Linked DNA regions of Homo sapiens: region 2 is linked to region 1. The links are chromatin loops, found by intact Hi-C in ENCODE. Cell type or tissue: K562. All regions are shown on one strand. Each heading gives the region's core, and the rest is flanking DNA. Links, peaks and the distances in the headings are about the cores only.

The links. Peaks named below come from ENCODE experiments on the same cell type or tissue, not always from the same donor. Only the 100,000 strongest peaks of a DNase experiment are listed, where the experiment ranks them.
Region 2: it touches region 1 in a loop (7-fold over the local background); 3 of 110 quality-filtered maps call a loop at or near these places.

Annotation. Positions count from the first base shown.
Region 1 is chr21:36,138,921-36,144,294 of GRCh38, forward strand. The region is part of intron 2 of CBR3 (carbonyl reductase 3); the gene reads left to right. The region is part of intron 2 of CBR3-AS1 (CBR3 antisense RNA 1); the gene reads right to left. Among named protein-coding and RNA genes, the nearest start is that of CBR3, 6.5 kb to the left of the region's middle. In K562, for the core only: a CTCF peak has its summit at 2,702 (motif pointing right); a DNase peak (open chromatin) is centred at 2,711; H3K27me3 peaks cover 1,870 bases.
Region 2 is chr21:36,587,296-36,592,669 of GRCh38, forward strand. No RefSeq gene overlaps it. Among named protein-coding and RNA genes, the nearest start is that of SIM2, 110 kb to the right of the region's middle. RefSeq lists a silencer at 2,161-2,220 and an enhancer at 2,351-2,400. In K562, for the core only: a CTCF peak has its summit at 2,281 (motif pointing left); a DNase peak (open chromatin) is centred at 2,266; H3K27me3 peaks cover 2,059 bases.

The DNA.
Region 1 (5,374 bases), core at 161-5,160:
TTTTAGTACAGATGGGATTTCACTATGTTGGCCAGGCTGGTCTCAAACTCCTGACCTCAAGTGATCCACCCACCTCTGCCTCCCAAAATGCTGGGATTACAGGTGTGAGCCACCATGCCCGAACGAGAAATTTTCTTTATTAGGAAATGTCTTGCCTATACCTGCAGGTATTCAATAAATGTTACTATTATACTTTTCCTACAAACATTGGAGTGCCTGCCATATTCCAGGCATTATGCTGGGATCTGGGTGTGCAATGGTGAGCATTATAGACAGGGACCATCTCATTGGTGGAGCTGAAACTCTAGTGGGGGAGATATCCATTAGCAAAGAATCTGAAGTGTGAAATGACAGCTGTGCTGGGGTACAGGGAAGCTTGCTTCCTTGAGGATTTTATTCCCCAAGAAGTTAACTGTGGATTCTTAGAACTGTGGTTTTTATTAAAAATGTGCTTGCTTTTTCTTTTTTTTTTTTTTTTTTTGACAGAGTTTCGCTCTGTTGCCCAGGCTGGAGTGCAGTGACAGGATCTCAGCTCACTGCAACCTCCACCTTCTGGGTTCAAGGGATTCTCCTGCCTTAGCCTCCTGAGTAGCTGGGACTACAGGCGTGTGCCGCTACGCCCGGCTAATTTTTATATTTTTAGTAGAGACAGGGCTTTGCCATGTTGGCCAGGCTGGTCTCGAACTCCTGACCTCAAGTGATTCATCTGCCTCAGCCTCCCAAAGTGCTGGGATTACAGGTGTGAGCTACTGCACCTGGCCAGAAGTGTGCTTTTCTTAATTTAACATTTCGAATATGGATTATTGGCCGGGTGTGGTGGCTCATGCCTGTAATCTCAGCACTTTGGGAGGTTGAGGCAGGAGGATCACTTGAGCCCACGAGTTTAAGACCAGGCTGAAAAATATGGCAAGACCCTCATCACTTTAAACAAACAAACAAAATTATCTCTGGATGCAAAACCTTTTTTTTTTTTTTTTTTTTTTCTGAGACAGAGTCTCCCTCCGTCGCCCAGACTGGAGTGCAGTGGCATGAGCTCAGCTCGCTGCAACCTCCGCCTCTCAGGTACGAGAGATTCTCCGCCCCAGCCTCTCAAGTAGCTGGGTTTACAGGCGAGCACCACCACGCCCAGCTAATTTTTTTGTATTTCTAGTAGAGACAGGGTTTCACCATGTTGGCCAGCTTGATCTCGAATTCCTGACCTCAGGTGATCCACCCGCCTTGGCCTCCCAAAATGCTAGGATTACAGGCTTGAGCCACCGCACTCAGACGCAAAAAGTTCTTAACCTAAGAAGGTGAATGGTGAGAGTTGCACTTGTACTCTGTCAGTTTCTGAGTGGGATGAGATCATAGAAAGCCTGCAGGGAGAACTGCAGGTGCTTTGAAGGGGATGGAGTTTCTAAATGCAAATCTGAGCCAATATAAACGCACATTTTAAAAACTCTCCTTTTTACACAGAAGGTAACATTTCATACAATGTTTGCCACTTTGCTTTTTTTACTCCTTATGTCTGGGGCTCTCTCCAGGTTTGGTCAGAAAGCTTTTATCTTTTTTGTGGCTATATAGGGACGCAGCCATTATAGGGATGTCTTTTACCCAGTGTTGGGAAGTTTTCTCCCGATAAATTTTTGAATGGGAACTTGAGAGCTGCAAGGTATTAAGACACCTTTAAAACTCCATCCCCTTCCAGAGCACCTGCAGTTCTCCCTGCAGGCTTTCTCTGATCCCATCCCACTAAAAAACTGAGCAAGTACAAGAGTACAAGTGCAATTCTCACCATTCACCTTTTTAGGTTAAGAAGTTTTTGTGGCCGGGCACAGTGGCTCACACCTGTAATCCTAGCACTTTGGGAGGCCAAGGCAGGCAGACCACGAGGTCAGGAGATCGAGACCATCCTGGCTAACACGGTGAAACCCCATCTCTACTAAAAATACAAAAAAATTAGCCAGGCATGGTGGTGGGCACCTGTAGTCCCAGCTAGTCGGGAGGCTGAGGCAGGAGAATGGCATGAACCCGGGAGGCGGAACTTGCAGTGAGCCCAGATCGCGCCACTGCACTCCAGCCTGGGCGACAGAGCCACACTCCATCTCAAAAAAAAAAAAAAAAAAAGAAAGAAAGAAAGAAAAGAAAATATCATAAGAATGGACTTAATCCTGAGCAACATATGGAGACCCCAGCTCTACACAAAAAATGAAAATTAAAAATTAGCTGGGCATAGTGGCATGTTCCAGCTTCTCGAGAGACTGAGGTGGGAGGATCGCTTGGGCCCAGGAGGTTGAGGCTGCAGTGAGCTATGATTGTGCCACTGTACTCTAGCCTGGGCGACAGAGCAAGTCCTTGTCTCAAAAAAAAAAAAAAATGCATTTAACGCATCTGACCTACCAAACACCATAGGTCAGCCTCGTCTAGCTTCAAGGTGCTTTGAACGCTTACATTAGCCTATAGTCTGGCAAAGTCATCTAACACAAAGCCTATTTTATCATAAAATGTTGAGTATCTTATGTAATTTATTGAATCTGTACTGAAAGTGAAATGCAGAATGGTTGTATGGGGCCTCCAAGTACAGATTCTGCAGAATGCATATCGCTTCCTCATCCATCAGTGAAGTCAGTAAGTCCTAAGTGGAACCATCAGAGGGCAGGGACCATCTATCTGTATTTGACTTGCTTATTTGTTCAAGGTTCTGAGTCAATAGGACAAGCAACTACTAAGCCACTAGAGGGCGCAACTTGCCTACTCTTTCTAGAGTAAGGCAGCAGGTGTTTCGGGACCGGTGGGGCCACCTGGACCTCAGTGGAGGGTGGTGTGGGTGCAGCCCTTCCCAGGGCTGATGACGCATCTGGCTGACGAGGCTGACTGTCAGCCTCTGGCCTCTCTCCCAGAGGTGTGCCCTCAGATCAAAGAGGACACCTCCTCCCCTTAAGAGGATTTATTTCCTCGAAGGCACAGCTTCTATGATCTGTGTTTTTCTTTCTTCCTTTCCCATTCACATTTAATTCCTTGTAGCCGCCAAGTTTCTGAGAACAAAGCTGTTTAGAAAGCAATGAAGAACACAACATCACTGATGTAGTATTCCTGGCCAAAATATTGATGTGACTCTCCTCATGAGAACAGACCAATTCACTTTGAGAGAAATACTACAAAATAATGGTCTACAGTCTTCAAAAAAGTCATTGCCAACTACCTTACATTAAAATATATGAAAGAGATGTGACAATTAAATGCAATCCATGGGCCAGGTGCGGTGACTCACGCCTGTAATCCCAGCACTTTGGGAGACCAAGGCGGGCGGATCATGAGGTCAGGAGATTGAGACTATCCTCGCTAACACGGTGAAACCCCGTCTCTACTAAAAATACAAGAAATTAGCCAGGCATGGTGGCAGGCGCCTGTAGTCCCAGCTACTTGGGAGACTGAGGCAGGAGAATGGCATGAACCCGGGAGGTGGAGCTTGCAGTGAGCCGAGATCACGCCACTGCACTCCAGCCTAGGTGACAGAGCGAGACTCCATCTCAAAAAAAAAAAAAAAAACGCAATCCATGATCCTACTTTGGACCCTGGATTAAAGCAAACAAAAACTGTAAAAGAACATTACTGGGACAATTTGGACACATTTGAATATGGGCTGTATTTTAGATAATAGTGTTGTATAATGATAAATGCCTGGCATGTGGTCATAACTGTAGTAATGTAGGGGAATGCCCTTGCTACCATATATAATACTAAAGTGTTTAAGATGAAGGTTTATGATATCAGCAACTTGGAGAGAAAAAGGGACAGAGAGGGAAAAAGCAAACACAGCAAAATGTTAACAATTAGTGAACTTAGGTGATGGGCATAGGGTATTTATCGAACTATTCTTGTAACTTCTCTGTAACAGGAAAGAAATACATACATACACTTCATCTTTGAAAGTGAGAGAGAGAAGGAAGGAAAGAAATACTGAATAGTACTAGGTACCTGGGGGGATGAGTGAGGTGCTAGTTTCCAAGGACAGAGTGAGGGTATCTCTTGTGGGATTGGGGTCCACAAGAATGTGCAGCTCCCTTGCAATGGGAACTTGTGGGGAATGCCATTCAGAAAATGAAATAAAATCTACAGATCCGGCCAGGTGCGGTGGCTCATGCGTGCAACCCCAGCACTTTGGGAGGCCGAGGAAGGCAGAGCACCTGAGGTCAGGAGTTTGAGACCAGCCTGGCCAACATGGTGAAACCCCATCTCTCCTAAAAATACAAAAATTAGCTGGGCATGGTGGCGCACACCTGTAATCCCAGCTACTTGGGAGGCTGAGGCAGGAGAATCACTTAAACCCGAGATAGAGGTTGCAGTGAGCTGAGATCGCGCCACTGCACTCCAGCCTGGACAACAGAGCAAGACTCATCTCAAAGAAAAAAAAAAAGACCCTATTGGACACAGAGAATATGCATTCAGAATAATACATAATAAAAGAACTCACTAAAATTAGTGGGGTTTGATGCTGATGAAATGTGTAAATTAACACATTTACTGGTTTTTGGATTTCCACCAGTACTTCAAATTGTAAAATTTTTGGCCTACATATTTGTTTCTATGGGCACAATTGTCTCTTTAGTAGCTGTGAATCATGATCAACATGAATATTAATTCATAATTTAATGAATATTAATATTATCAAATAGGGACTAAAAAGTAATGAAATCAGGCCGGATGCAGTGGCTCACGCCTATAATCCTAGCACTTTGGGAGGCCAAGGCAGGCAGATCTCCTGAGCTCAGGAGTTTGCGACCAGCCCGGCCAACATGGAGAAACCCCGTTTCTACGAAAAATACAAAAATTATTTGAGTGCAGTGGTGTGTGCCTGTGGGCCCAGTTATTTGTGGGGCTGAGACAGGAGGATCACTTGAGTCTGGGAAGTGGAGGCTACAGTGAGCCGAGATCATGCCACTGCACTCCAGCTTGGCTGGCAGAGTGAGATTCTGTCTCAAAAAAAAAAAAAAAAAAAAAGTGATGAGATAAAAACCAGGATGGAAAAACAGCCCATTCCACACGTGAAGTGTCCATAATGAAGGACAGACAGAGTCATCCCCAGGGATTCCTTACTGCTGGTTGTGGCACTAAGGAATTGGGGTGGCTGCCCACTGTCCTAGGACATTGGGTGTGCCTAGGAAATTGAGAGCTTTAGTCCTTAGGGTGAGAGCACTGTCCCTCAGAAAGCAGGTTTATAAGTACTTGGAGTGTGTATGCTGGGGAGGAGCAGTTTTATAAAACTGCCAGCGGGCTGGGCACACGGTGGCTCACACCTGTAATCCTAGCACTTTGGGAGGCCAAAGCGGGCGGATCTCTTGAGGTCAGGAGTTCAAGCCCAGTATGGCCAACATGGTGAAACCTCATCTCTACT
Region 2 (5,374 bases), core at 168-5,167, 450 kb after region 1:
GGCTTCTCTTTTAAATTTTCCCAAGACAGCAAGGAAAAGTGATCCAGCTAAGCTTTCCTTTTAGGACTTTTTACTGACTCTCCCCAGCGATTTGAAGATAACCTCCTCCTGAGCTCTCCACCCCACTCTGAAGCTGCGAGGTCCCCACCGAACAGAACACGGTCTCCTGAGTGTCCCACCCTGCTCTTAGCGGGAGAACTCAGCTTTCGGCTCCCATAGGCATGGAAACAGTTACCAAACACTGGTTCCTAGGCCAGTGTCTCTCCTACTGCTAGTTGAAAGAATATTCCATGACTCATTGTGGACTCATCTCCCAAAGATATTAAATCTGAGTTTCAGTGAAAGCCAGTCCAGGTAAGCCCTGTACAAATAAGAACACGCCTGAGCTAAAACCAGGCTGGTGGATTCCAGCATCTTCTCTGGGCTCTTCCTGTGTCTCAGAGCGTGAGCTTGGGCTTCTACTCCGTGCCTGGGGGACCCATGCCCCCTGCCACCCCATGGCTGGAAGAGTACCCCTGTCTGGGAGAAATCAGCTATAAACGCAGAAGACAAGAGCCCTGAGGGAGGCAACCTTTCACCAGGTCCAGGGGCTTCTCCATTGGTCCTCACGGTCGGGCTCATTATCACAGCATCTTCTGATGATGTCTTTGCCTTGCTCCCATCCCTGTGGGTGGTGAAGGGCCGGGAAGGCAAGTGTGCAGGACTGTGGGTGCTGGGCTTATCTGGAGGCATCTGCTGAGGGGAGGCCAGCACATGTTTCTTAAGAACAAGGGCACGCGTCTTATCCCCTTCTCTTCCTGGTGGGCCGGGCTCCTTGGTGCAAAGCAGCTCTTTTTTTTTTTTTTTTTTTTTTTTTTTTGAGATGGAGTTTCGCTCTTGTCACCCAGGCTGGAGAGCAGTGGCGTGATCTCGGCTCACTGCAACCTCTGCCTCCTGGGTTCCAGTGATTCTCCCGTCTCAGTCTCCCAAGTAGCTGGGATTACAGGCATGTGCCACCACGCCCAACTAATTTTGTATTTTTAGTAGAGACGGGTTTCTCCATGTTGGTCAGGCTGGTCTCAAACTCCCGACCTCAGGTGATCTGCCCCCCTCGGCCTCCCAAAGTGCTGCGATTTAAAACAGGTTTATTGGCAGGGCGCAATGGCTCATGCCTGTAATCCCAGCACTTTGGGAGGCTGAGGCGGGTGAATCACCTGAGGTCAGGAGTTTGAGACCAGCCTGGCCAACATGGCGAAACCCCATCTCTACTAAAAATACAAAAATTAGCCAGGCGTGGTGGTGCATGCCTGTAATCCCAGTTACTCGGGAAGCTGAGGCAGGAGAATCGCCTGAACCCAGGAGGCAGAGGTTGCAGTGAGCCGAGATCAAGCCATTGCATTCCAGCCTGGGCAACAGAGCTAGACTCCTGTCTAAAAACAAAACAAAACGAAAAACCCAAAAATCATAAAACAGGTTTCTTTCCACGTTCCTGATAGTTTCTGGCTTCTGCAGCCACACAGACCTTCACCACTTTCTAAGCCTGCATTTGCTGACCATCCCCACATCCTAAACCAAGCCCTCTGACCTCAGTTGTTCCTGCGAGGATGCCTTGTCCGGAGATGGCAGAGGTTCCCGCCACTGCTTTTCCGTGCCTGCCCTCCCGCCACTGCTTTTCCCAGCACACCCTGCCACCCCAGTGTGGAGGCTCCACTGACCATCACGGGGAGAGTTCTATCGGCACCTGCCTCCTGCCCCTGTGAGATGCGTCTTGGGGGAGTCATGTGGCCTCTTGACACCTCAATTGCCTCACTGGCAAGCTAGGGATAATAATGTCACCTCCTGAATCAGCGTGGGCATTCAGGAGCTACTGAGTGTGTAAAACCCTGCAAAAGGCAGAGGCCACTCCCATGCCAGAAACAGTCTCCACGTCTCCTTCTACAGACCCCTCCTCCGAGTCCCCTTGGTCCCCAAGGACAGCACCAGCCATCCTGTCTCCATGGCCTTTGTGTTATCAGTAGGGCTGCCAGACGAAACACAAGACACCCAGTTAAATTTAAATTTCAGATAAACAACAAATAATATTGAGTATAAACATGTCCCGTGCAATATTTTCATTTGCTATATCTAGTGACCTGAATCTAATGAGAGGGCACGTTTCACAGGGCTGGACACCATGTGTGTTTCATCTGTGCTCCCCGACCCTCCCTCCTCCCTCCCCAGCCTGGCACACTGCCGGGCACATGGCCTCAGTATCCAATAGGCCGGCGGTTCTCAGCAGGGTCAGGACTGCCCCCTAGGGGCTATTTTGGAAATTCGAGGAAGCCTTTGTGATTGGCAGGATTACAGTGGGGGACTTCCTGGCCTTGAGGGGACAGGAGCCAGGGGTGCTCCAGGACCTGCCAGAATTGTCCTCTCTGTAGAGAGTTGTCCTTTACCCCACACACCATTCAGGTAAATGACAAACCCGCTTAGGACCGTCTGAGCCTGGAAACTCACTCCATAGGAACATAAAGTGGATTTTGTGCTGTATTTCCAGGAATGCAACTACTGTACTTTGTTTTAGTCTCATGACAAATTGCATCTGTGGTTTTGAGGCCTCGGTATATTACACCTGCATCAGCCCCTCTTTGTGGCTGTGGATTCCTTCAATTGCCTCTTTCTGATGGCTTCATTGTGTCTTCTAGTGTAGATAGAGTGAGTGCTCAAGCACATTAGGCATTGAATATATTTTACTTTATTACAACCCTCCACTTTCCTTGTATTTCCTTCATATTGCACTTAATATATTATGTGTACTTAATGCATGTCTCTCATTTCAGATTCTGTGTCGTGATAGGTATATGTAACAGGAATCTGCACTATCGTCTGTGGTTTTTGTTTCAGGATGGTAAAAAGGCTGTTATAAAAGATTTGTTATGAAAGGGGTCACCCCTAGAACAGTTCTGTGTCTTGATCATAGTGGCGGTTACATGAATTTTAACATGTGATAAAAAGACTTAGAACGATTGCATACACATTGTGCCAATGCCAAGTTTCTCATTTTGCTACTGGACCACTGTTACAGAAGATGGAGCCATCAGGGTAAACTGAGGAAAAGATACACAGGAGCTCTTTGATTATCTTGGCAGCTTCTCTTGCATCGAGCATGATTTCAATATTTAAAAAAAGATTTTTTTGGTGCTTATTTATTTATTTATGTGAGACAGAGTCTTGCTCTGTTGCCCAGGCTGGAGTGCAGACATGATCTCAGCTCACTGCAACCTCCGCCTCCCGGGTTCAAGCAATTCCCCTGCCTCAGCCTCCCAAGTAGCTGGGATTACAGGCCCCCGCCACCATGCCTGGCTAATTTTTGTATTTTTAGTAGAGACAAGGTTTTCCTATGTTGGCTAGGTTGGTCTCGAACTTCTGACCTCAAGTAGATCCACCTGCCTCGGCCTCCCAAAGTGCTGAGATTATAGGCTTGAGCCACCGTACCCAGCCCTGTTAATTTATTTATTTTTAACTTTTATTTTAGTTTCGGGAGTACGTGTGCAGGCTGGTTATATAGTTAAATTAGCATCACGGGTTTATTGCACAGATTATTTCACCACCCAGGTATTAAGCCCCGTACCCAGTAATTATCTTTTCTGCTCCTCTCCCTCCTCCCACCCTCCCCCTCAAGTCAGCCCCAGTGTGTGTTGTTCCCTTCTCTGTGCTCCTGAGTTCTCATCATTTAGATCCCACTTATAAATGAGAACATGCGGTATTTGGTTTTCCGTTCCTGTGTTAGTTTGCTAAGGATAACGGCGTCCAGCTCCATCCATTTCCCTGCAAAGAAAATGATCTCCTTCTTAAAAAAATTATCCTTTTAAGCGAGAGGAGTCACCAAGTCCTGACTTCAGGTTGAGAGCCACCCAAGAGGTGGATCCAAGGGTTTCTCTTCCAGCCTGCCGGCTAGTCCTGCTTTGTGTGGAGTTCCTCCTCAGGAGAGCTTGCCTACGGGAAGGTGCAAGCACCTGAGAGCTCCATCCACTTCCCAGCAGCAGAAACGGGGAGCCGGGCTGCTGCTTCCACTCCTATCTCCAGCCCTTGGTTGCTTGTCCTTTGGGGTAGCCAGACGCAGGCTCAAACCCCAGGTCGTATGGCAGGTGGCCTGGCCTTAGAAAGTCTAAATGAAGGCAGAGGGGCCTCGGCGGGTCACACCCCTCTGCACTGGCTGAGGCCCATCGCCCACCTGGCTCCCCTGCCAGCCCCCAGACCCCGGCCCCTACCCCTCACTTCTCACTGTCGGTGGGCTGCTTCCCTCACTTCTCCCTCCAAATCCACCTGCACACCTGGGCCACGTCCTCTGCAGAATAAGGGAGGCCTTGAATGTGAACTAATTTTATTTAGCATAAGCCCGGCTGCCCGGGTCTTCTGTGCACGTCTCCCAACTGGGATCTCTGGAATCTCTCTCTCCTGGCTGTCAGGTGCACCTGCCCACCAGGCCTCACAGCCCGCATCACTACAGATCCAGCCGGGGTGAGTCACCAACAGCAAAAAAAGGGGGTGGGAGGAGAATGCACGTGTACACACTTCAGAATTCGTGAAGCTCTCCTCCATTCCTGGCTCCGTGTCAGGCACCAAACAGACACATAATTCACAAGTTCTCCCATCTGCCCTGAAGGATTCAAGGTCAGACAGTAGAACTGGGGGGCCACTGTCATCCCAGGGTGCCTCCTTACACATCTGAGCTGCGAGGAAGATTCCGCTCATCTGCAGGGAATTAAAGCAGGTGAGCAAACCGTTACTGCTCAGCTGCTGTTAGACAGTGGGATGGGAAATGCTTAACATTTGGAAAAGGAGAAAAGGAGGAAAAAGGGGATGATTTTAAAGACAGATAACTTATTTCCTGGACAACATTGAAATACATTAAAATATATTGAATTACGTTGAAATACATTGAAAAACATTGAAATTTCCTAGACAGCATGAAATACAACTTGGTCTCTGGGCCCAAGGCCAGAACGGTGGTCCTGTTGCTCCTGTCTTAGGTGAGCTTGCTCCCCCCTCTCCTGGCCCTCTCTCTCTCTCTCCCCTTCTCTTCTCCTTCTCTCCTTCTCTCTCGCCCTCTTCCTTTCCTCTCTTCTGTTTGGTCTTCCTCCCTCTTTCTCTCTCTTCCTCTCCCTCCTGCTCTCTCTCCCCTACTCCCTGCTTCTCTCCATGTTATCCCAGGATTCCTCGTCACCTAACAACATTGTCACCTGCCTATGAGTGGGACGTTGAATGTGTCCATTCTGCAGGGAGAGAGGGACACTGACGGCTGCCCTTCATGGGGAAGCAGCATGTCTTTCCCCCTTTACTTTAAACCTCTTTGCTCCTCTGACTTTCCCATCTCTGTTCCCCTTCACCTCTCACCCTCTCTTTCTCATTGTCC